Regions from separate parts of the Mus musculus genome. Here all the other regions are linked to region 2. Evidence: chromatin loops called from intact Hi-C (ENCODE). Cell type or tissue: heart. All regions are shown on one strand.

The links. A loop is a pair of places that touch in the nucleus more often than their neighbours do. Peaks named below come from ENCODE experiments on the same cell type or tissue, not always from the same donor. Only the 100,000 strongest peaks of a DNase experiment are listed, where the experiment ranks them.
Region 1: it touches region 2 in a loop (8-fold over the local background); 39 of 42 quality-filtered maps call a loop at or near these places.
Region 3: it touches region 2 in a loop (5-fold over the local background); 39 of 42 quality-filtered maps call a loop at or near these places.
Region 4: it touches region 2 in a loop (2.4-fold over the local background); 5 of 42 quality-filtered maps call a loop at or near these places.
Region 5: a loop joins it to region 2, with 7 times the contacts of the local background. A loop is called at or near these places in 14 of 42 quality-filtered maps.

Annotation. Positions count from the first base shown.
Region 1 is chr2:172,993,351-172,998,350 of GRCm38, reverse strand. Spo11 (SPO11 meiotic protein covalently bound to DSB) reads right to left here. Exons shown (of 13, transcript NM_012046.2): 13 at 4,775-5,000. Among named protein-coding and RNA genes, the nearest start is that of Rae1, 4.3 kb to the left of the region's middle. In heart, a CTCF peak has its summit at 1,898 (motif pointing right); a DNase peak (open chromatin) is centred at 1,930; H3K27ac peaks cover 513 bases; H3K27me3 peaks cover 419 bases.
Region 2 is chr2:172,828,476-172,833,475 of GRCm38, reverse strand. No RefSeq gene overlaps it. Among named protein-coding and RNA genes, the nearest start is that of 1700055K11Rik, 29 kb to the left of the region's middle. In heart, CTCF peaks have their summits at 1,523 (motif pointing left) and 2,219 (motif pointing left); a DNase peak (open chromatin) is centred at 2,115; H3K27ac peaks cover 2,512 bases; H3K27me3 peaks cover 320 bases.
Region 3 is chr2:172,980,270-172,985,269 of GRCm38, reverse strand. Spo11 (SPO11 meiotic protein covalently bound to DSB) reads right to left here. Exons shown (of 13, transcript NM_012046.2): 2 at 3,178-3,291; 3 at 1,166-1,254; 4 at 332-398. Among named protein-coding and RNA genes, the nearest start is that of Spo11, 2.9 kb to the right of the region's middle. In heart, a CTCF peak has its summit at 1,914; no DNase peak of the experiment used is centred here; H3K27ac peaks cover 679 bases.
Region 4 is chr2:173,559,909-173,564,908 of GRCm38, reverse strand. No RefSeq gene overlaps it. Among named protein-coding and RNA genes, the nearest start is that of Ankrd60, 16 kb to the left of the region's middle. In heart, CTCF peaks have their summits at 1,390 and 2,871 (motif pointing right); no DNase peak of the experiment used is centred here; H3K27me3 peaks cover 748 bases.
Region 5 is chr2:172,946,971-172,951,970 of GRCm38, reverse strand. No RefSeq gene overlaps it. Among named protein-coding and RNA genes, the nearest start is that of Bmp7, 9.2 kb to the right of the region's middle. In heart, a CTCF peak has its summit at 2,717 (motif pointing right); no DNase peak of the experiment used is centred here; H3K4me3 peaks cover 513 bases; H3K27ac peaks cover 2,995 bases.

The DNA.
Region 1 (5,000 bases), 160 kb before region 2:
ATGGGGCCATCCCTGGGTTCTATAAGAAAGCAGGCTGAGCAAGCCACAGAAAGCAAGCCAGTAAGCAGCATCCCACCATGGCCTCTGCATCAGCTCTTGCTCCAGGTTCCTGCCCTGACTTCCTTTGCTAATGACCTGTGATGTAGACGCCTAAGCAGAATAAACCCTTTCCTCCCCAGCGTGCTTTGCTTATGGTGTTAATCACGGCAGTGGCAACTGTAACTAAGACAGGTGGTGTTGCAGCCTATGCAGCCAGCTTCAGATAGTTATCAACCTCGCAGGCCACGGGGAGATCATGTCGGGCAGAAAGGTCATCTTTCCCCCCCAGCTTTAGCATTCGTTACCATCCACCCCCTCCATCCCCTTGTTTCACAGACTGCGGACTATGAACCGTGGGTCCTGCCCCAGTGTCCTCAGAGCCTGCCAGTTACTGAGAAAATACCGAGCGCGTGAGGCTGCTTATGTGTCCTGGGTCCTCATGACCTTCTCTCAAAGAGCTTTAGATCTGTGATGTGAAATGCAGACCCGATAGGTCTGGGGCAGGCTGGAGGAACCACATTTCTACCACCTTCTCAGCTAGGGTTCTTGGACCAAAGACCCCACCAATGAATTCCAGCAAGGCTGTTAATGTCAGAGAGCTTTTAAAAAAAACCTTCATGCCTGGGCTGCACTCAAAAGACTCAAATTTAGTAGGTCTTGGGTGGAACTCAGGAAATTATTCTTTCCTACTTTCCCAGAGAGTTCTGAGATACAGCCAGGAATCCCTTCTGTTCAGGAGATATAAGGGCCTGGCTGCAAGCTGCCTGTCACATCAGTACACCAAACACAGCAGCGCCCATTCTGGGACCCTCTCTAAACTGTATTATGCAGAAGTAGACTTTCCCTGAGTACTCCCACTTCATCCTCACGACGGTCCTTTAGGGTCTTCCCTATTGCTATTGCCATCCTTGTCATGGCTGTGAGCTGGAAACCAGATTATAACATGTTCCCCTCCACAGAGGCAGCAAGTGAAGGTAACCCCAAAGCCTGGACAACACGAGAGGCAGTGTTGTCTCTTCCCTGTGCCTAAATCCCAAAGGGAGATCAATCATCTATGCACTCGGTATGGGTAAAAACTCACATAAGAATCAAAATACTGAAATTTTGGCTGTGAATATCACATTACCCTTATTGGTGAAAACTCAGGATGTATTGCAGTTTATAATTCTCTTCCAACTCACTGGGTATGCTTATAACTTTTGTTCTAGCCGGGCATTGTGGCACATGCCTTTAATCCCAGCACTCGGAAGGCAGAGGCAGGTGGATTTCTGAGTTCAAGGCCAGCCTGGTCTACAAAGTGAGTTCCAGGACAGCCAGGGCTATACAGAGAAACCCTGTCTCAAAAAACCAAAACCTAAACCAAACCAAACCAAAACAAAACAAAAAACCAAAACTTTTGTTCTAGTTAATTTTTCAACTTAAACAATATTTAATTTTGATATTTTATTTACTTGTTTTTATTTCCTGTATGAGTATCTGCATGTACACCTGCATCAGACTCCATTATAGATGATTGTGAGCCACCATGTGGTTGCTGGGATTTGTACTCAGGACCTCTGGAAGAGCAGTCATTGCTTTTAGCCATTGAACTATCTCTCCAGCCCCCTAATTTTGACACTTTTATTGGAAATTTCTCATAGGCTGACTTAAGGTTTGCAAGCAGTTTGGAGGCCAAGTGTGGAGGTTTGGGATCGGGGCACCTGGAGCCAGTTAGCTCAGGAGGCCTGAGAAGCGCTCACCAGAGGTTTCCCGGCCTCCCACATTTTCCTTTTAGGAGTCTTGCGCTTTCCCAAAGTGACTTGGAAATAATTTTAAGGAAATTACTACTCAAAAGAATGTAAGGATTTGAGTGCCCAGCAAGCTTTCGCCAGCAGAGGGCAGCCTTGACTTGTCTTAGGTAGCTGTAATTGTGGGGTGTGCATGGGGGTGGGGAGGGCAGCCCACTTGCTGACAAAGTCAGTGTTGCTCCACACCACCTTCTGCAGACACCCCAGTGTTTCTGTTGATGTGCACTTGTGGCACAGTTTTCAGAGTGTCTGATCTCTCCAGCAGCACCCAACAGATCCCTGTCTCACTAACAGTCAACCAGGAGGCCTGAAAGAAGCCCACAGGGACGGCCAAGAGGATTTGCTCTGTTTGGAGGACATGCACTGTTTGTCTCCTCGCATGAAATCATGACTTCTGAAGTCACTTAGCATCACCAGTAATAATGACAGTTCAGCTCCCAGAAAGTGGGCTGTTACATGCAGCTTTTGTTCTCCTTTTAAGTGAGGGTCATTGTGAGCCCTTAAGGAAAAACCCAGACTCTCTGAACATCTTTTGTGGTCCTCGTTCCTCCCCACTCTAACTATAAACAGATTCCAGGCCTGTCTTCTTGCACATGGGTCAGGGTACCTTGAGGGCATGTCTGTTGCCAGCTGCCGTTGGGAAGAGCTGTGGTGCAGTAACGCTTTCTGAAAGCAGGTTTTGTGAGCTTGAGCTCTAGATGGCCCCCAAACTGTCTGCACCAGTCTCTCATGTGCATCCAATAGAGGTGGGCAGCGGAGCCAACTCCTCAGTGTGGCAGATCTGCTATTTCCCAAATAATGGGAAATTATTTTAAGAAAATTTCCAGTCATAAATTTTAGATAATTTAATTAGATGACTGAATTTGCAAGCCATTTTGAAGTTTATTTCCAAATTTTCATGACCACTGTAGACCTGTGTTTCCCTCCCATTTTTTGACAAAATAGCCTAACCCAGATGTTCTTTGGGTTAAATATATTTCCAACTTGACATTTTCCTTTTTAGCTTGTCAAAATTCAGTGACATTATTGCATATTGGTACTGGGTATAAATTTAAAGAAAAAATTTTAATTTACAGAAAATTAAAAATTTTTATGTCTCACAAGAAAATCAAGTCAACAGCATTTTAAAATGTTCTCATAATCAGCCACCAAACATGGACACTATTGCATACGCCAGCAAGATTTTGCTGAAAGGACCCTGATATAGCTGTCTCGTGTGAGGCTATGCCAGTGCCTGGCAAATACAGAAGTGGATGCTCACAGTCATCTATAGGATGAAACACAGGGCCCCCAATGGAGGAGCTAGAGAAAGTACCCAAGGAGCTGAAGGGGTCTGCAACCCTATAGGTGGAACAACAATATGAACTAACCAGTACCCCCAGAGCTCGTGTCTCTAGCTGCATATGTAGCAGAAGATGGCCTAGTCGGCCATCACTGGAAAGAGAGGCCCCTTGGTCTTGCAAAGTTTATATGCCTCAGTACAGGGGAATGCCAGGGCCAAGAAGTGGGAGTGGGTGGGTAGGGGAGCAGGGCAGGGGGAGGGTATAGGGAACCTTCGGGATAGCATTTGAAATGCAAATGAAGAAAATATCTAATAAGAAAAAAAAGGAAAAAATGTTCTTTTTTAAAATTTTTATTTATTTATTTATTATATGTAAAGTACGCTGTAGCTGTCTTCAGACACTCCAGAAGAGGGTGTCAGATCTCATTACGGATGGTTGTGAGCCACCATGTGGTTGCTGGGATTTGAACTCCGGACCTTCGGAAGAGCAGTCGGGTACTCTTACCAACTGAGCCATCTCACCAGCCCAAAAAATGTTCTTAAAACAAAATTTTCAGAATCCTGTGTGTGCGGGGCCATCCTAACACCATAGACACGACCAGAGGCTTTTATTTAGCACATGCAGTGTGCACACAGGCTGCATGGGGAGCAGCACATTCTATGTCCCCGGTACTACTTATTTATTAGTTTGTGGACATGTAACAGTCAGTCATTAAACCTCCCCGCACCCCCACCCCCTCATGCACAAGTGGAATGGAGAATAACGTACTTAACTTACACGATGAGGCAAGTCAGCATTTGTCTAGATGGATACCTTCCATGTGATTCGCATTGGGTCTCTGTGTGCTGGGTCTACATGTACCAGGTCTACATGTACCTGGTGTACTGGTCTGTGCATACTGGGTCTATGTGTATTGGGTCTGTGTGTACTGGGTCTAGATGTACTGGGTCTACATGTACCAGGTCTACATGTACCTGGTGTACTGGTCTGTGCATACTGGGTCTACATGTACTGGGTCTGTGTGTACTGGGTCTATGTATACTAGGTCTGTGTATACTGGGTCTGTGCATGCTGGATCTACGTATACTAGGTCTGTGTGTACTGGGTCTATGTATACTAGGTCTGTGTTGAATTCTCTGCTGCTGATGTCTTGGAACTCTACACTCTGAACAGGGCTGCCTTCTCCGTTTCTCTGTAGCCCCTGCATGTTCTGTCATTTGTCCACTGAGGTGGATGGCATCATTCTCTCCTATGCTACAGTGGCCTTGGGTAAGTAGCACCTCCAAGCTAGAGTCGGTCCTGAGAGTGGAATGAGAGCACGTGTACACAGTGGCAGCTCAGTCGCACGGGCAGGATGGATCCTGTTCTATCGGCTGCTGCAGAGCCTTACACACTCAGCAGCACCCCCTCTTTTGGAAGTGTGCAGGCTTGCGACAGTGGAAGCTTCTGTTCCTGTGGGGATGCACGGAGACCATAGAGGTTCTTGTCTGACAGGATCATAGTGGAGGTGGAGGAGCGGGGAGCACGGTGTGCTGTAAGAGAAGCCTGCTTGCAGTAAATCTCAGCGCTCAGGACAGGTGAGCCGAGTTGTATGGTGGGTTCTGGGACAGTGTTATAAGTGGAGAACCACACTGAACGGAGCAGAAGAAGACGTGGGACACTCACCAGTGTGACTATTTGTTTATAACAAGCTTTACTAGTTTCACAGGTACATTAACAGGGCAAGGCACCTATACCATGAGGCAAAAGAAAGTACTAGAGGAAAATACCTTGTGATTCCTTCGCAACCTCTCAAGGTTCGCTTGCTGTTTTTCTTTGTTGCTAGTGAGACACTTCATGCTACACTAGCTATGTTGCAAGAAGTAAATATTTTTATAGACTTTTAGAATAT
Region 2 (5,000 bases):
TGTTCCTGACAACCTACTGGGCCCTGGCTTTAAAGCTGAGCTGCACACAGCCATTACCTGGGCAACTGGCCATTACCCTGGCAACTGGCCATGACAGAGTCAGGGAGACTTTTATGGGGGAGGAGGGATATCCTGCCTCCAGGGAATTCCAGGGCATGCTTTTACAGTCTTGACCCATCTTTGCCACCCAGCCTGAAGAGAGGAGTGATGGCTTCTGGGGAGGGTCGGCAGGCAAGCTGGGACAGCTCCAAGACAGGCAGGCAGTGGGGGTGGGGGTGGGGTGAGAGGTGGGGGTGTGTGTAATCCTCCCAGTGGGTTTCTCCCTTGTGTGGCTCCAGTTAATACCCTTGGAGACAGCACCCCTTCATTGCCCTCCACCCAGACTTGAATGTGGCCCATGTAAAAGCAAGCCCAAGGAGGCCAGTAGACACAACTTCCACAATGAACTTCAGAATCTGTTTACATAGGTGATGTGAGGAGGGGCTTCATGTCTAGCCCCTCCAGGGAGCAACACAAGCACAGGCAGGAGGGGAGACAGCTATCATTGTTTCTGTATAACCGTCAGCTCCTGGTTTTGGACACCCAGGAGCCCAGAGTCGCATTCTGATGTGGAGTCAGACAGACGTGGCTAACCTGGGCCGATTTCACATGTGCTCTGTCTGTCATATCGGAGGTTACAGAGGTATCCCAGTGCTCTGTCTGTAACATGCAGAAGAGAAGCATCGGCTGTGTCCTGGGCGCATGGGTAGGAGACAACCTTGCCTCATCTGGGCTCAGCCTTCACAGAGGTAGGAGGGGCTGAGAGTCACACAGGTGTGGGTTTGTGGGTTTGTATTTGCAGGACGGGGATGGGGTGGGGGGAACCTTCAGCTGTGCCAGCTGACTGCATCAGGACCCTCCCAGCCTGTGGTCCTAGCTGGGAATCACAGGCTGGGGATATACAGCCATCCTCCTGGCCTCTGGCTCTCTTTGCAGGTTTATGACTTAGTGTCTTTTGTTTGTTTATTTGTTTGTTTGTTTGTTTGTTTGGTTGGTTGGTTGGTTTTTTGAGACAGGGTTTCTCTGTGTAGCCCTGGCTAACCTGTAACTCACTCTGTAGACCAGGCTGGCCTCAAACTCAGTAATCCACCTGCCTCTGCCTCCCAAGTGCTGGGATTAAAGGCGATCGCCACCACTGCCTGGCATGGCTTAGTGTTATCAGTAGAGACAAGGTCAGGGCTCCAGGTTTAGGTCCTGAGGGGCAAGTGCCCACTAATCATGGTGACAGGCCTGCCTGGGCATACCAGTTCAGAGGAAAGAAGTGAGCATGCATGTATGAGTTTGTGTGTGTGTGTGAAAGAGAGAGACAGAGAGACAGAGACAGAGAAAAAGACATAGAAAGGGAGAGAGACAGAGAGACAGAAGGGAGAGAAAGAAAGAGACAGAGACAGACAGAGTGCAAGAGAGCAAGCAAACCCATGTGTCCTGTTGGGCTCAGGACTGCACAGTGAAGTCAAAGGTCACAGGCGCCCCCTGCTGGTGGTTGAGTTTTCCTGCCCCGCAGGCCCAGAATGATGACAGCCAACAGGAGCTGCAGAGGGCTGAGTAGCCCCTCTGCACGTCAAACATTCTGTCCCTGGGAAGTATTTATGTAGCAGCTACTGTGTGCCAGGTGTAACCTTCACCACGAGATGCCTCCCCGACACTGTGCATCTGGGTCCCAGCATCCATGACACCCACCTTCCTGACTCTCTCGTCTCCCTCCTGTGAGGGTGCACACAGGTCACGGAGGAAAATCTCCACACACCTATGTTCTTTCCCAAATGCATCTGAGAGGTCCCTGCAACTGTGACAGGTAGTGTCGCATGGTTTCTGGGGGGTAAGATGGACAGGTGACATTTGGGGGGCACTGCTATGAAGCCCCTGGATAAATCACTTTGGTTCTGAGCCTCCGTTTTGCTTTTGCTGGAAGCTCCTGGACCCTGAAGGAGGGTGGCCACAACAGGGCCTCCACCCCACCACCCTGTGGCAGACATCCTCTTCGGTAGGCCTGGCCACAGCAATACAGCATGCTTCTCAAGGATGTGCATACACCCGAGGGCCCTGGAGATCACCACCAGCCTTGTCACAGGTTAAAGAGAGGGGACAGTGTCCAACAACCCCTAGTGCTAACAGCCCAAGGTTCCTCCCTGAGGCAACTTCTGCTCTCTGCTGCCCTCTGCTGGATGAACGGATGCTGCAGCAGCACTCTTGGCTGCTAGGCTGTTTTCCTTCCTCAGCATGGCAGGCCTTGTGCTCCCCACACTGGGGTGGCCTCAGACCCTGTACCTACAAACAGTTGTCATTTCTGAGGTCTTTCTCTGGGCAGAGAGGTTGGTAAACTGAGGCTGTGTGAGCCAGGAAATCACTGATATTCAAGACCTCCTAATCCCGAGCTGTGCTGAGGCCCAGCTGTGTGACCTCAAACGAGACCTGAGCCTGCCTTGCTGGACAGGGCCTGTGTGGCTCTCTCCTCACTGGCCACTTGCCCGTATTTATGGATTAAATTTCACCTGCAGCCTGCTGGGGCGCTGCAGGAGCCCTGGCCTCGAGGCAAACCTGATTCCCTTTTAGTGGAGAAACTGAGTCTCTGAGGCGTGGAGCTACCAGCTGAGCAGAGGACCAGGCTGTAGGCTCAGGGTGGAGTAATCCTGCAGGCCTCCCCATAGCTTGCTGTTCTCTGGCCTCACATGTCCAGATTGGCCAATACATATGTTCTTGATATTATTTTTTTAATGAGGGAGATGTTTGAAATAAAGGACACAATGAAAACTCTTTGTTCAGTAGCCACCCTGTGTCTGGGACAAGAGGTCCTTAGAGGCGAGGAGGGGCTTCTCAGGCTTCAGTGTGTGTCGCTGTGGGTGTCTTGGCCTTCCTTCTTGCCCCCCCCCAACCCCCGCTTGGCCTCGAAACTCACAACAAGGGTCCCAGAGGGTGAGCCACACCCAGAACCCAAGCTCCCAAAAAGATGCCTTGGGGCTAGTTTCCCATGTCTTACCAGTTGCTCAACCACCCGAGGGTTTAATCTCAGCTCTTTCTAATTTTACAAATGCTCATAAGTTCAGGGCCAGCTTGGGTAATTGGGATTTTGTAAGCCATGCTTTGATTCTTGTTAGCAAGCCATAAATCCCTCTGACAAGCCTCTCTTTTGGGGAGAGTTTAATACCCTGAAGCCCACTAGAGTGCCACCATGGAGTCACGGTGCTTGAGGGCCTTAGGTGCAAAAGGCCTTGAGTCTATAGACAGGGATGTGAACTCATGGGAGCTGAGGGGCTCTCCAAAAGCCACACAGAGCCTCTGCAGCAAAGCTCTCACCCCTTCTGGGCAGCAACCTTTGATAAACCACTTGCCAAGGCTGACGGAGTTCTCTTTGAAGGATCCGTGATGCTCATGATCTCTGACACGGGAGGATTCAGCACTGTTGTGGGAGGGCTGTGGTTTGCTAGCCCCTGGTTTGAGCAAATCAATCCCTCTTGATGTTAGGGGTAAAAGGGGTCTCTGGGGGAGACATCCACCAAAGGAATTATGGGGTAGAAGGATCCCAGGTAAACAGCTTGTCACTGCCTCCCTCTTCAGGACCCTGGATCTTAACACAGGTTTGTATTCCAGGGACCCAACAGGGAAGTCATCACAAACTATCAGGGCGTCAGCTGGGTAGCAACGAGACCCTGGGTGCTGGTGGTATAGCAATGGACACTTGCCACAGGAGGTCTGTGACTTATGAAATAGCTGTCTCTGTTTCTTTCCTGTGGCTGTGACAATACCTGACAAAAACTCTTAAGGGGGAAGGGGTTTATTCAGCTCGCAGTTCCAGGTTATAGTTTGTCATGGTGGGGAGGCCAGAGTGGCCGAAAGGGTCCGGTCGCATCACTTCCACATGAGGAACAGAGCCGTGTGCATTTGGGGATGCTCAGCTGCTTAGCCCACTTAAGATGCATCTTCCCACGTCAAGAAGTTGGTCAGGAGACTTTCCCACAGGCATCAGAGGAGCATCTCCTGGTGGCCTTAGATGCTCCTGGTGACTGTCACCCTCCATTGGTCTGGCTAGAGAAGAGCCCCTGAGAGAGGAACCACACCCCGGCTGTGATGTCCTGGGCCAGGATGTCTCTACTAAGTGCCCCTCCTCCGTTCCCACTACCCCTGGTGTTTTTGCTTCTATCTGTGGCGCTGGAGAGTCTCCCCTCAGTTCCTTGAAACCATTCGGGTCTCTTTGTTGCTTCAGTTAGGAACGAAATAAACTGGAGAACAGAGAACCACAGGATTGTCCCTGGGCTTGAGGCTGACCTGAGGATAGACCGAAGCCACCCGAGCCAAGACTTCCTGCAGATACGGCAGACCCAAGATTTGCAACGTGGGGACAGGTGTGGGTGTGGGGGAGGGGCTCCTCATCTGGGCCTGGCCCATCTGAGTTTGAGGCAGCTTCGAGCTTTGCTAGCCACTGTGAGTCTACTGCAGCCCCCCAGGAACTCTGGGCTGTTCCCTCTCAGGCAGAAAAGAAGCCCTTCGAGGCTGAGTCCTGCCCACTGCCCACGTCTGCCCCGAACTAACCCATGGTGATGGAGGCCTGCTGGGACAGTGCGGCCGGTCTCCTCAAGCTCCTGGTCCTGGGAGACCCAGAACAGCCCACATCCAGTCTGTGTTTCCAGCAGTGGAGGCCCGCGCTCTCCACTCAAGGCCACCTAATTCCTGTGGCTCCTTTCTCACTCAGGCCCCTGTTGAGCCTAGAAACCCTGGGATGCCTCCAAAAGTCCTGACGTGAGCTGGGCTGTGCCTACTCTCGCGAAGGGGGCTCTGTCTCAGGGCTCTCTTCCCCAGTCCTACAAAAGCCCCAGGCTGACAGCCAACCTGTGGGCTTCAGCCGGCTCCGGGGCTACTCCGTGGAAGACTCAGGGATGCCAGAGCTTCTCGTGATAGGAACATTGGGTGAGTTTCCTGGCCATATGACCTATGGCCTCAGAAAGATTGATGGGCTCCTGTGGTTC
Region 3 (5,000 bases), 150 kb before region 2:
CAGCTTCGTGGCCTGTTCACAGCATGTTTTAAAAGGTAATGGGTACTGGAGGGATGGCTCAGTGGTTAAGAGCACTGGGGGCTCTTCCACAGGACCTGGGTTCAATTCCCAGTTCCCAGATAGTAGCTCACAAATATCTGTAACTCTTGTTCCAGGGGAACTGACACCATCTTCTGGCTCCTTCAGATACCAGCAATACACGTGGTGCACAGGCAGGCATGCAGGCAAAACACCCATACACATTAAATTTAAAAGTAAAAAAGTTAATTTAACTAAATCCCCCACTTCATTGCATTTTTTGAAGATGAATTTGTCAGAATAATATATTTACCTCTTGGTTGCATAAGTGTCGCTCTGTATTAATTTATAAATCATGGACAATACTTTCAGAATCAGAGCTGGAAAATAAGACATAAGAAGCAATTCACTTCTCTCTCTCTCTCTCTCTCTCTCTCTCTCTCTCTCTCTCTTTACCAATTTGAAAGATAATGTTATCAAAAATGATTGTTGGTTTTTGGTTTTGTTTTTGAGACAGGGTTTCTCCACTGTCCTGAACCTTGATTTGTAGACTAGGCTCACCTCCAACTCACAAAGATCTGTCTGCCTCTGCCTCCCGCTCAAGTTCTGGGATTGTCTCCATTGTCTGGTATACTTTTTTTTTTTAAAGATTTATTTATTTATTATATGTAAGTACACTGTAGCTGTCTTCAGACACTCCAGAAGAGGGCGTCAGATCTTGTTACAGATGGTTGTGAGCCACCATGTGGTTGCTGGGATTTGAACTCCGGACCTTCGGAAGAGCAGTCGGGTGCTCTTACCCACTGAGCCATCTCACCAGCCCTGTTTGGTATACTTTAACAATCATCTTTCTAAACGAGAAAGCCTAGAGAAAGCACAATCTTCTAACAACTCGGGTAAGAGTAAGTGCTTTCTGGTAGCCAGCCAGAGTAATGCCCCTAAACACGACCTAGAACAGCGTGCTTACGTTGAATGCAGCGTGTTCCCGATATTACTGACAATGAAAGCTCTAGAAATTTATTTTAAGGTCAGGCTACCTACTAAAGAACATGTGAAGCTATCCAACTAGAAAGAGAGCTAAGCTCTAGAGATAACTAGAGCTTGACCACTGTGTTCTTGCTCACTCAACGCCATCAGAGTAACTTACCGAATTTCTTAACTGATTTTGGTGAATCGCTTCTGATTTTTCTTGTGGTACACTGAGGTATCATCCGAAGGCCGACAGAATCATCAAACCTGCAGTTTTGTTCAAAACAAAGGATCAAAATGAGAAGGACTTAACTCCTGAATAGCAAACACACACTAGACCGGCTGCATATCATGTACACATGCGCAGAGGACAGAGGCTGGCCTTGAGAAACATTCTGTAGGTACCACCCATCTTGTTTCATTAGACAATCTCTGTCTCCTTGTCCCGGGGCTCACCGGTTAATGTAGACTGGGTGATCTGCAAGCGGCAGGGCCTGCCTGTGGCCACCTCCCCAGCCCTGGGATTACAGGCACATGCCTAACACATCTGCTCCCCCACACACAGCCAGCGCTTCAGCCACTAAGCCGCCTCCCACATTGCTTCCGTGTGTGGGCACTGGAGCTTAGGGACACGGGAAGGTTTAAATCGCTGCAGGTAGTTACTAGTGACTAGCTAAGGGTTAACTGTCCTAAACATGCTTCAGTGTGGCCTGTGCGTATAGTTCTTGGTTAATAGTGTATATTAAGTACTTACACATACTTTACCATTATGTATTTTAATCATTTTGCCATTACTCATTCTCAGTTAATTAGTTGGCTCAACTTAATAATTTTTGAAAAACAAATTTTTTTCAATTTACCCACCAAGTGACACTGTGTGAACTACTGACATTAATTTGTTAAACTGAACCTCCCAGGTTCTCCTAAAGGTGGCAGAAGGCACCAGGCACATGGCAGCTGCTTGGAAGCTGTGTGAAAGCCATTTTTCACAAGACATTTTCCAAGTATAGAGCTTATGCTTTAAAATAATACTTACAAAGGATCTCTTCACCCTATTCCTCTATTTCTGTAACTTTGACAAAGGCTGAGAACCATCTGTCCTTCGGTAGAGAAGGCGATACAGGCTAGAAAGGCCAATCCTTTATCACTAGACTGGAGAATGTGGATAAAGCTCCCAGAGCGAGCGAGCAGCGCTAGGACAGGGATCCGGGCTGAGCCTGTGCTGAGTTCAGAATGCTTGCACTGTGGTCTGCATGTCGACACCAATAGCAGCTGCCTGAGCAATGGCTTGCCTTTGCAGACTGGAAGACAACTACACCCAGAGTGTCTCCCTAGTGCTGAGAGCACTGGCTGCTTTGAACTAGGGCCAACAGACTTTGAACCTTGCCCTCCCTCAGAGCAGCTCTAGTTGCTAACCTGCTTGTCTTTGCCTTATCTTTCACACTGTCTAGTTTATATAGCAATCCTGTGGAGCACGGATTTTGTAAACCTGCTAATTTTTTACGGGGCAAGTGAAGAGGATGAAAGTAATAACACGTGACTGTAGCTCTAATTCAAACAAATTGAAATAACAACATAGGTACTGAATTTTAAAAGAAAACTTCAGGGCTGGAAAGATGGCTCAGTGGTTAAGAGCACTGACTGCTCTTCCAGAGGTCCTGAGTTCAATTCCCAGTAACCACATGGTGGCTCACAACTGATGCCTTCTTCTGGTGTGTCTGAAGATAGCTACAGTGTACACATATTAAATAAATAAATAAATAAATAAATAAATAAATAAATACTTCAGGGGCCAGGCCTGGTGGCACATGTTTTTAATCCCAGCAGGGAGATTTGAGGCCAGCCTGGTCTACATTGTGAGTTCCAGGCCAGCTAGGGAGTATAGTGAGACTCTGTCTCAAATAAATGAGACTTCAGGGGCTGGAGAGCTGGCTGGGCTAAGAGTGCTTGCTGCTCTTATATAGGACTGAGTTTCAGCTCAGTTCCCAGTATTCAATATCAGGTGGCTTCCTAAGAGTCTGTAATTCCAGCTCCAGGCAATCTGACATCCTCTTCCGTGGAGACTCACAGGCACATGCACTTTCAGACACACACACACACACACACACACATACACACACACACACACACACGCAGGAGCACGAACACACATCTTTTTAAAACAGAGAAATAAAATTGCAAAATGCCCACATTATGTTTTCCCAGCTCGATCTGTTGTCTATTGTGAAGGCAGGCACTTCATTTCTTGCCAAGCTTTTGATTATGTCTTGGATAATATTTTCTATAGCTGTAAGAACCTCAGAACTGAAACAATAAACACAGTAAGATCTAATTTTATACCATGTAACATCTCCCAGATCAATACAAAGACAACCTCCCAATCCCCACCCCAACAGGATTTCTCTGTGGAGCCCTAGATGTCCTGGAACTCATTCTGTAGACCAGGCTGGCCTCAAACTCAAGAGATCTGCCTGCCTCTCTTTCCCAAGTGCTGGAATTAAAGGCATGGACATCTACCACCTGGCACAATTTCTTTATTTCATCATATTTTTGTTGTTTTGTTTTGTCTTGCTTTTGGAGACAAGGTCTCACAAGGTAGCAAAGGCTAACCTGGAACTCACCATGAAGTTCAGAATGGCCTCAAACCCACAATCCTCCCTTGCTTTCCTGGATGGTGGGATTGCAGATGTGGACCACCCCTCCTCGCTTCTGTTTGTCTCTTTAAGCCTTGCAAACACATGTCAGTAACCATCTCTCTTACCAAATTCTTACCTTGGCATGGATTCCAACAACTGTTCTCATAGCGCTTACTTACAAAAAATTAGATTTACCTGTAAATTCCTCTTTCAAAGAACCCTTTTGCATTAATGACGAGCTAATATAACTTACAAATACATTTTTTATTTGCTCACATTAACTTACTTCAATGTCGCTGAACTTCAATACAGACTTGGCTTGAAATACTACTGTAAAAATGTTTTAACTGAGGATGATGTAAGACTAGCTTTGAACTTCCTTCCCAAGAATTCAATGCAGAAACATTAACACACATATACGCTCCTGCAAGTGAGCAAGCGCGCTCGCTCTCACACACATACATACTTTCTTATAGCACATTGCCCTAAAATTGATATCATGACTAAAAATTAACCATCTTAAATTGTAATGATTCAAAAGGAAAAAAATTAATCACTACAAGAAAAGAAAAAAAAATGAATTTTGTACTAAATAGTTCACTTGGCCACAAAAAAATCATGCCTCTTTACCACAAAATATCAAGACTGAACCCAGCTTTCTCCAGCTGGCTGTTAATTTCACAAACCATCAGTTTAAAAAAAATATATATCTCAATCATTTTAAGCAACATTGGCACATTGCCTAAGGAGGAAAGCCAAGCTAAACAAAGAAGATGGGCAAAATGTTGAGTTTTAACAACCACACAATTCTCAACGTTTCTACTGTGTGTATGTGGGGGGGGGGATAGATCAGAAAATGGATTTTAAAACATTTACTATTTTCTAACACAATTTTTTTCAAAGTTTGGAATAGGCTGAGACAAATACTGAAGGTCAAGATATAGTCAGGTGAACCGTAGGAGAGTCTCTGTAGTTGGTTGTGAAGAAATTACTTACAATATGTTCATCTGTTCCCTTCAGGTTAAAAAAAAAAAAGTCTTATTATAAATTACTTAAAATGTGATGATGTCCTTGTTAGTTCTGAGAAATTAATTAGTGGTAGTTCAGAGAGTAAACGCTTTTCACTTTCTCTTTCCTCTTCTATCCCTCACTCCCAAACCTATTTTACACACACACACACACACACACACACACACACACAATTTTTTTTCAACATGGGGTTTCTCTGTCTAACAGCCCTGGCTATTCTGGAACTACTGATTTCAAACTCAGAAACCTGCCTGCCTCAGCCTCCCGGTGCTGAAATTAAAGCCCAGCTTTCATTTAAAACAAAAACAAAAACAAACAAAACAAAACAAGACAAAGCCCCATAAATCC
Region 4 (5,000 bases), 730 kb before region 2:
AGCCAGTCCTGTTGGCAGAAGAAACAGCCCAGGGGAATTGCCTACCACAGCAACTCCTTGGTGAGCAGGAAGGAGGGCAGTTCTGTGGTCGGCTACACATGCTTTAGAGACTCCCTCTGCCCCTAGATATGTGGCATTAGACCAACCAGGGGCAGCTCTTGGGGTCTCAGCTGCCTCATGTGGCGCGTTCGGGGTAGTAAAACCTGCCCCTGTTGCCACCAGAGAGATGGAATGCCTGGCTCGAAGCAGACACTTGAAAAATGGCAGGCATTATTCGTATTATTATACCACCAACACTTAATTTGCTTAAAATGTTTACTCTCTGAGAATCGATCCCCTCCCGGATTCCAGAGAGGCTCATAAATTCTCAGCAAACCTTATACAATAAGAGTCTCCATCCAGAACTAATAATTCCCAAAGTGGGAGATTAATAATTTCCCGTAAACTTGCTGGTCTGGACATTAAGTGGTGGAAGGCTTTCTCAGCAACTCATAGAGCGCCCCCAGGCCAGAGCCGCTGCAGAGGAACAACAGGCTCTCAGGCAGAGGAAAATTCCAGTCTTCAGGCCCTGCCCCTGCACTGCGCATTGAATACAGAGGCAGCCAGTGGAGGGCACAGAAACCCATTAACATTTGGCAAAACACCGGGGTTTGTGTTCTGCGGAAATGTCAGGGATGCTGCTATATGCGTCACTTGAAAATTCAAGAGTGGAGCTCAATTTGGGGGGCTCGAGGGTGGCATTTCTGCCTGAGTCCTGGAACTTTCTGCAGAGCGGGCACAGGGGACATGTACATTGGCCAGGGGGACACGTGTATAGCCCTCACGACATCCGGAAAGGGGTCTGTCCTCCATCACTCTAGGAGTACACATCTGGCCACGGAACAAGAAAGCCCAGTGTCCCATCTGCCCCAGGAAATCACGTCCTGTGTTCCCACAGCATCATCCTTGACTTGTTTGGTTGCTATATGTTCTAAATTTAAAACGGAAAAAATTAAAAAATACCAATAACATCTGGGGCTCCAGAGTGCATGTGTGTGTGTGCCTGGGAAATGTCACAGGGATGTTTAGAGAATTCCATATCCTTGCAAGGTTATAACTCACCATTTCCTGTCCAAATCCCAGTCTAGACCCAGCTCCCCAGCTTTGTGGAAGTCCCAGAGCATAAGATGTTTATATATGTTGAAACCGCAGGCCTGGATGATAAGGCCTTGAGTATCCCTTGTGCCCAGCACGGGGTATGTTGGGGGGCATAGTTTGCAGCTTTTGAAAGACCATACAGGGTTGGAGGGATGTGATTAAGGGTGTTAGCAGTCCTTATAGAAGGCCAGGATTCATTTTCCAGCTCAAACCTACCTGTAACTTCAGCTCCAGACCCCCTCTTCTGGACTCTGTGGTCACTGCATGCATATTCCGTAGATGTATGCAGACAGTACGTAAACACACACAAAGGCATACATGCATGCACATACACGTTCAGGGACACACGCACACACGTGTTTTTATTTAAAAAATCATTTGAGGGTCTTGGGATGTAGCTTAGTTGACTGTGTAATACCTGTGAGGCCCTAGGTTCAATTCCCAGCCTTCCAAAAACTGGGTGTGGATGTCAGCTGGAATTCGAAGTTCAAGGACATCCTCAGTTACACGGTGAGCTCTAGGTCATCTTGGGCTACATGAGACCCTGGTGGGTTTTTTGTTTGCTTGTTTGTTTTTAAAAAAAGACTTGATCTTGTCTTGTATACTGTAAGTACAAGCCAAGGGACTGCCCGGGATGTGGCCCTAAGGGTTGGAAATATTTACTTGATCCCCAAGTTATAACTGTCAAGAGACACCCTGTGTATGTTTGTCCATGTAGATTTAGGCATAAAGAATGATGTTAAAGAGGCTGAGGCCCTGGGTCCATCCACACTGTATTGGGGATCAAGTTTGATTCCCAGAAACCAAGCAAAAAGCCAGATTGGTGGAGACTGAATCCCTCGGGGTCTGTTGGCCAGCCATTCCAGCCTATTGGAGACTGGACCCCTGGGGGTCTGTGGGCCAGCCATTCCAGCCTACTTGTAGTAGGCTAGTGAGAGCTCCTGCTTCAAGTAACAAGGAGGATGGAGCCTGAGGAGAGGCACTGCTGTGGACATTTGCCCTCCACAGATGTGTGTGTGTGTGTCTGTGTGTACACATGCATACATATACACCTTACACATGTTTGCACACAGAAGGACACACTTGCACATATGAATACACATGCACACACACATATGTGCACACATGCATGTACACTTATACATGCATAGGAGTGCACACAAGCACAAATATACACACAATGCACACAGACACATACCCACACATGCACATGAGCACACACAAATGCATATGCTCACATACACACAAAATAGTCACACAATATACTCATACAATGCACGCACACCCACACACATTCTTGCACACACACACACAAAGAAGAAGAAAGGAAAAAGACCTGTCCCATCATAGCTCTTCAAAGCTGGGGAATTTTGACAATGAGCCCTTCCAAGGTATTTTTGAATGCCGTATACAGTGAATGCACTCAGAGCATTGAGGTAGGGGGCATAAGCATTATGCCACAGCAGGTCAGTCAGGTTTCCTTAGACATGCCTGTGGGGCCGAGCACCATCATGCAGTGTGGACTGAAGGGTGAGCAGACATGTGCCCAGACTCCCCAGACAACTCCACTGAGATGCCTAAGACAGGTGCAGTGACAGGGACCAGACCCCAAAGCTTCCAGAACTTTTAAAAGCCCCCAACTCCTGGATTCTGAAAGGAGCCCCTCCCAGACCAGCTCAGAGCTAGCTTCTGCTAGGCAGTGCTATTGGGAACTGCGACTGCAGGCTGGAGATGGAGCTACCACCAGGTGTCGCCTGGAGACCACAGATGGATTCCAAGCCAGAGACTGGAGGCCAGCCAAATCCCCCTTTCTCCCTGCATTAGAACCTTGTGCCTCAGGTTTCCCCACCCCATTATTACCTACTGTTTTCATCTTTGCGTAGGTGAAAAATAGTTTTTAAAACATGTAAATTTGTATTTTCTTAAGATAGTGTCTCATGTAGCCCAGGGTACTTGACTCCTTCTGGACTCATGTCTTCCAGTTTAATGGCCTTCCAGGGGCTTAGGAATCATGGTCTCAGGGTTAAGGGTAAGAGGTAGCTAGCTTTAAAAGAGAAAAAAAAATGTAAGGGTCTCACTATTATGTTGCTCTGGCTGCCCTGGAATTCAATATGTAGCCGAGGCTGGCTTTGAACTCATAGAGATCTACCTGCTTCTTCCTCCCAATTGCTGGGTTGAAAGGTGTGCGCCACCATGCCTGGCTTGTAAATCCACATTTTGACCTCCAAACAGAGGGGTGCCTAAGACCTTTCAACTGTAACGGGCATTGTAATGCAACAAGAGAGGGGAAGGCACCTCCAGGGCCAAGCCTTGCTCCTCAGCTGAGTGCAAACCATGCGTGTACACGGAAGGGCTGGCTGTGATCTAAGACACGCACGCGCAGAACCACATGCAAAGATTTCAGAACAGCATCCAGCTCGGCACCATGAAGTTCTGGCTGGGGTTCTGAGATGGCCCGTAGAGTGTGTTCCCACCTGCAGGCAGAGTCCTTCTTGGAAAAGAACCGAAAAGAAGGTCCACCTGGAGGCCAAGAGCGTCAGCTGCCAGCAGGTTAGACAAGTGCCCTGTGTGGCGGTGGGGTCAAGGAGGTATCTGATTCTCTGCTTGCCATCCAGCAACGAGAGAGGCGTGTTTTACCTCAGTGTTCCTGCGCTGGGGCCCACTGGGGCTCCGTCACCACCTTCCTTACCTCACAGCCATCTCTTCCAGGGACAAAGCCAGCCAGATGGCTTCTTTAGATCATCCTGGCCCTCGCCAGACCCCTGCTCCACCCTTCATATAGCCTTCTCTGTGTGTGCTCATGCTTGAGTGTGCACGTGCAGGTGTGTGTGGTGGCCATGCTGGACATGAGTTATCTTTTTCTCGCCTTTGGGCTGCTGAGGTGGCTCAGCAGATAAAGGAGCTTGCTGCCAAGCATGATGACCTGAGTTTGATCCCTGGGACGCACGCGACGCATAGGGAAAATTGACTTCCTCAACTTGTCCTCTGACCAGCTCCATCTGTGTGCACCCGCACCTGCCCCCTATACGCATAATGTAACACAACATTGTTAAGAGAATCTCTAAGCGAAGGAAGCCTAAGCTTGCTGATTCAGCTACACTGGCTGGCCAGCAAGGGCTCCTCCTGTCTCTATCGCTCCAGAGCAGGGTTTACAGGAGTGTCCCACATACCACTTACATGGGCACATGGATCTGAACCCTGACCCAGATGGGAAGTCACCATGATTCACTCCCATCCTCCGTAGGCTTGGGGAGGATATATGTGAGCCAGAGGAGAGACGAGCCGATGCAAGGCACCAAAGTGTGGTATCAAGGAGGGTTCAGGTCAAAGGACAGATGGCAGCAGGTATTGGCAGGCAGGTGGGGGAGTCTGGCCAGGCTCTGCTGGAATGAGCCATGAGATTCTTTGGAAAAGAGCTTGGGACATCTTCGGATGTCGGACACAGAAATACTGTGAGACCCTTCAAGCCCACTCCATGGTACATACCAGAGAGAACTTGAGCTATAATTCCACACAGAAAGGCACATACGGTCATGTTTGTAGCACCTTTGCCTACATGATCAGAAAATCTAGCCACCCAATTTGAGGTGTTCATACAGGGGAATATTAGTTACCCACAGAAAGCAAAAAAAAAATTTTTTTTTAATTAAACCTAAGTGAATGGGTCAAACCCAGTTACGAGCTACAAATAAAACCCACAGCAACAGGAACTTAATACCGGTGGCCAGTGGGGAGGCCTGCCAGGAAAGGCAGGGTAGGAAGTGAGTTCAAGTAGCCCGTGGGCAGGGTGCACATGTTGGGGTGTCTAATGGAAGTGATTGTTGCACAACAGTCTAGAAACTTCTAGATTGTGCACTTTAGAT
Region 5 (5,000 bases), 120 kb before region 2:
CCTTCAGTGTCTTAGTGTTGTGCTGTGTGGGATGGCTACAGACCTGATCTGAGAGTTCTTCTGAGTTTAGATGAGTTACTGAGGGTCAACTGTGTACCGAATCCGTGTCAGGCCCAGAAGATGCAGATGGTGGTGTCAGCATGGCCCGGGGGCCTGAAGATCATGCATGACTCAGTATCCAGAGTTGCCAACCCATTGACAACCAGGGCTCTCAGGACTAAAAGGGTCTGGAACTGGTCACAAGCACTGCTCTCCAGGAGTCTGCTGCTTATAGACCAGTTCAGGGGGATTCCCTGAGCCAGCCTGGCTTCATTCTCACCACTTGGATCCAGAAAGTAATGGAAAGGCTGAGAGACAGACAGGGACAGAGAGACAGAGACAGAGAGACAGAGACACAGAGAGAAACAGGACCAAGGAGAGAATGCCAAAAAGGCTTTCCATTAGGGACATCCCCCTGGCTTGGACTTTGTCAGACATCTTCCCTACAGCATCCCATGAGGGTGGGGGGTAAGTGGAGAGTGCACTTGTCCAGTATGTTTGAAGCCCCAGTTCCCTGGTTCTAGTCCTGCACCTCACAATAGCCCCAAACCAGTTCAGGAAAGCAATGCCCCCTTTCCATAGTTAAAGATGGGGCCTCTTCAAGCCTGCTGACCTTTGTGGACACTGTCACTTCCTAATGTTACCGACAGAAAGTTCTTCCTTCTTGGTGATGGACAGACTCATCGCGGAGAGGGTGAGTTACGTCACATAAAACTCATCAAGAAGACTGAGACAGGAGGACTGTCATGAGTTCAAGACGGGGCTCCACAGTGAGACCCGGTTTCAAACAAACAATGGAAGAACCAAACCCCAGAAGTCCCAGAGGCTTCCAGGTGGTGGCCTGGAAGAGGCGGGGACTCCTCTAAATTCCTAGACCTTCTCTTGCTGTGTGCAGCTGTGCTGTGGAGGGGACTTTGGTGCCCACATGGGGCCTCCTTCACAGCGTGTCTTCTAAGTCCTGTCATGTTGTTTTTATCTATAAAAACCCTGCCTGGGAGCCAGGCCCACTCCCCCCCATCCCCGGGCCAGTTTTATCTGCGCAGCTTGTTTACCGCTTCATTCCAAGACAAGGGTGTCTGAGGCCCAGATGCCTCCAACGTGCACCGAGCCTGGGGCGCAGGACGGCCGCCCTCTGTTGATCTCCTGCCTTCTTCAAAGATGAAAATAAAAGAACCAAATGTCTGGAAATTAAATTTTCTGGTTATAACGAGGCTTTTGAAGCCCCGAAAATCAGTCTTTTGTTTCTCTGCCTCCCCCCCCCCCACCTCTGCCCTGCTCTCTCCAGCAAATTCCCACATGGCATTTGGGAATCAAAGGATTTTTACCCCATCCTAACAAAACCAAGGCCACTGTGCCAGAAACAGGGAAGGACACAGGGAGCCACCGATTCCCACCGGGTGGGGTAGTGGGGCTTGAGACTGCTATCCTTCCTTGGATGTCACAGCTCATCAGCCCCAGAAGGAAAGGGCTTGCTATGAAACCTTTTGGGGTCTGGCAGCATGCCAGCTTCTGGCTCAGGGTGCTTGTTGATGGATAGACAGACTGCTCCCCCGGAGGATCTGGGGGCAGAACAGGCTGGGGGCGGTCTTGCTATCTTTTTGGTCAGGAGTAGTAGGTAAGGCCCTAATAGTGCACGCTGTGGACTCTGTTCCCGGGGAGGGAGCAGGCAGGTGTCTGTGCTGAGTTCTGTTGGCAGCAGGAATTTGGTCCTGACTGACTCGGCCACCCAGGTGAACGCAGTAGGGTAATGCTGACAGACTGACAGACAGAAAGGGCTGGCACAGGCTTGGAGCTCCAGCGGGTTAGAAGATGAATCTGGGTCCGCTGATGCTCACTTCCCACCTGCTGTTCCCTGCCCAACCCTTCTGTGTTTACCTCATGCCTAGCTCCTCAGAGGTCCTTTCTCCCAAAGCCTCTCCTTGCCTGGGTCTTTGTCTTTGCTTGAAGGGTTGAGACAGGGTCTCTCTGTGTAGCCCTGGCTGTCCTAGAACTCAATATGTAGACCAGGCTGGCCACAAACTCAGAGATCTGCCCGCCTCTGCCTCCCGAGTGCTGGAACTTGAGGTGTGTGACCCTGCTAGGTCTTGTCATTCACCCTTGTTCCTCTTCTCCCTCTCCCAACTAAAACATAAAGGCCAATGAACGTCTCTCCATTGTTGCTATACTTGATCTTAGCCAAAAGGCCGAAAGCCATTCTCCATCGTTGCTGCTGTAGGAAATTAATAAATGTGCGCGAGTAGTCAGTGAGTGAATAAGAGTGCGAGACTATTTTGGAGAGTTGTTCAGAGTGTGGTAAACGTGGAGGCTGCCGTTTTCAGAGACAATGATCGTGACACCAGCTGGCTCCTCCCTGGTCATGGCCATGCTAGCTCTGCATTGTCATCCTTGAGCAGGATCCCATAGTGTCTCAGCCTCTCTCTCTCTCTCTCTCTCTCTCTCTCTCTCTCTCTCTCTCTCTCTCCACAAAAAGAGTAAATCTGAAAAGTGTACTTTGTTGTCATGCTTAGAGCTGCGTCATTTGCCACTCTGTCCAGCTTGTATGGTGGCTTGCATGTGACAAGCTCTGGCTGGAGAGGCATAAGGTGTTGGTGGGTCCATTTATAGCCCACCCAGCCCCCCCCCCCAAACTTCACTAAAGTCATTTCATACATCCACAGTAGGTGGCGCTATCACAAAAACCAATGACCTGAAATGGCTGAGGCTTCAGGCTGGCTGGGTCCGAAGCAGCTCTCTGCTTTCTGTGTATGTGGCCCGGAACACATGCTTAGTTCCTTGGACTCTCAGATTCCTCATCTGTAGATTATACAAATGGTGTCTGTTTGGAAAATCGAGGAGAGTTTAAAGGTGATGAGGGTCATGGCAGCTGCTGCCTTGACAGCTGCCATGTCTGCTGTGTTCCCTGATTCTACTTACCCGGTGGGCACAACAGCCTGTTTGCAGAGATGCTGGGGTGAGCAATCTCACACCTGCAGTCAGGACAGCCCTAGGGATGTGTCCCTGGGCTCAGCTGGCAGGAGGAATGGAGGGAGCTGCTGTTACCGAGTGAGGGTTTTGTCTAGAATCTTCTGTCACCTGGTAGTCGTATGATAAGGACTTGCCAGCTGAGCCCTGCTGAAGGAGTCTATCATGTGTCTGCTGTCACTTGGCAGGTGATCGAGTATATTGCAGTTGGTTCCAGATTCTGAGTCAGGTGCCATCCCAGCCACTCCATAGTTCTCTCTGGAAGCTTGCTCATTCATTCATTCATTCATTCAATCAATCATGCACTCATCACTGGGCTCTACATGCATTCAGAAACCGTTCCAGCTCTCAGGGATGTGAATAGGTCAGAATAGACCGAATCTCCACATTTTAAAGTATTTTATTTTTAAATGTGAGAGAGAGAGAGAGAGAGAGAGAGAGAGAGAGCCTGCCTTTGTGTGGATAAGCACACTTGAGTGCAGTGTCTTCAGAGGCTAGGAAAGAGAGTCAGATCTGGAGCTGAGATTAATGGAGGTTACCGCATGGGTGCTGGGAAGTGAACTTGCATCCTCTCCAAGAGCAGAACTTTCTGTAAATCCCTCATCGTCTCTTCAGCCCCATCCTATATGCCCTGTATCTCCACAGGGGGAAGGAGACAATAGACAAGAAACTATGTTTTGGGTGGTGTAAAGTGTGAATGAGAAAATCCCCATGTCCCCAAGCCTATGTCTTGATTTTAATTCGCCAGATATGGAAGTTCTAAGCAACAGTTAGCATCATGGGCGCAGTGGACTCTACACTTGTTACTGGCCTCACAGTAAGGACTCCCAAGCAAAACAGGACTCTCAGCATTGGGTTCTCCTGGACTTGGACTCCGGCCTCGATGCTCATGACTGACTACACATATGCCTTCCCGACTCCCGTGGAACAGGAAAGCCTACAACCCCATGAAAGGTTAAAAGTCTGTGCTTTGCCGGGCAGTGGTGGCGCTCGCCTTTAACCCTAGCACTTGGGAGGCAGAGGCAGGCGGATCTCTGAGTTCGAGGCCAGGCTGGTCTACAGAGTGAGTTCTAGGACAGACAGGGCTACACAGAGAAGCCCTGTCTGGAAAAACCAAAAAAAAAAAAAAAAAAAAAAAAAGTCTGTGCTTTGACAGACACGGGGTAGTTGTATCCCTAATCTATTTCTAAGGAGGCTTTGCATCCAGTTTAAGCACACAACCTCAACTGCAAATCTCCAATGGGCATTGGCTTAGTCCCATGAGTCAGGACTGTACTAGTTAAAAGAGGCTTTATGGAGGATAAGAAAACCCACAGAGAGCCAGGCAGCAGTGGCGCATGCCTTTAATCCCAGCACTCGGGAGGCAGAGGCAGGTGGATTTCTGAGTTTGAGGCCAGCCTGGTCTACAGAGTGAGTTCCAGGACAGCCAGGGCTACCCAGAGAAACCCTGTCTCAAAAAACCAAACCAAACCCCCCCCCCCCAAAAAAAAAAGAAAAAAAAAAGAAAGAAAGAGAAAGAAAATCCACAGAGTGAGAAAAGATCACGTGTGTGTCTGTGCCTATATGTGTGTGTGTCTCTGTGTATCTGTGTGTGTGTTCATGCATGTGCGTGTGGGGTGGTGTGTGTAGGACTTTGGGTGTTCGCTATCATCCTCCAGTATCTACCTTTGAGACAGGGTCTCTCTCACTGAACTGGAGCTGGGCTGGCAGCCAGCAAACCCCAAGGGTTCTCCTGACTCCATTCCTCCACGGCGCTGGCTTTGGATGCAGGCGCTGGGACTTGAACTACGCTTCTCTTTCTTGTGCAGGAAGCAGTTTTGCCCCACTAAAGTCTCCCAGAAGGGTTCTGTGTCTGGCGGTAACTGCACACAGAGTGCAGGTTCTAACCGCAGCTTGGCGCTGAACCCTGAGTCAGAGCCAAACAGCATCTCTCCTGCTCTAAGAGGAAGACAACGAAGCCTGGATTTCCAGGGCTTTTGCTACTGACAAAGAAATCAATG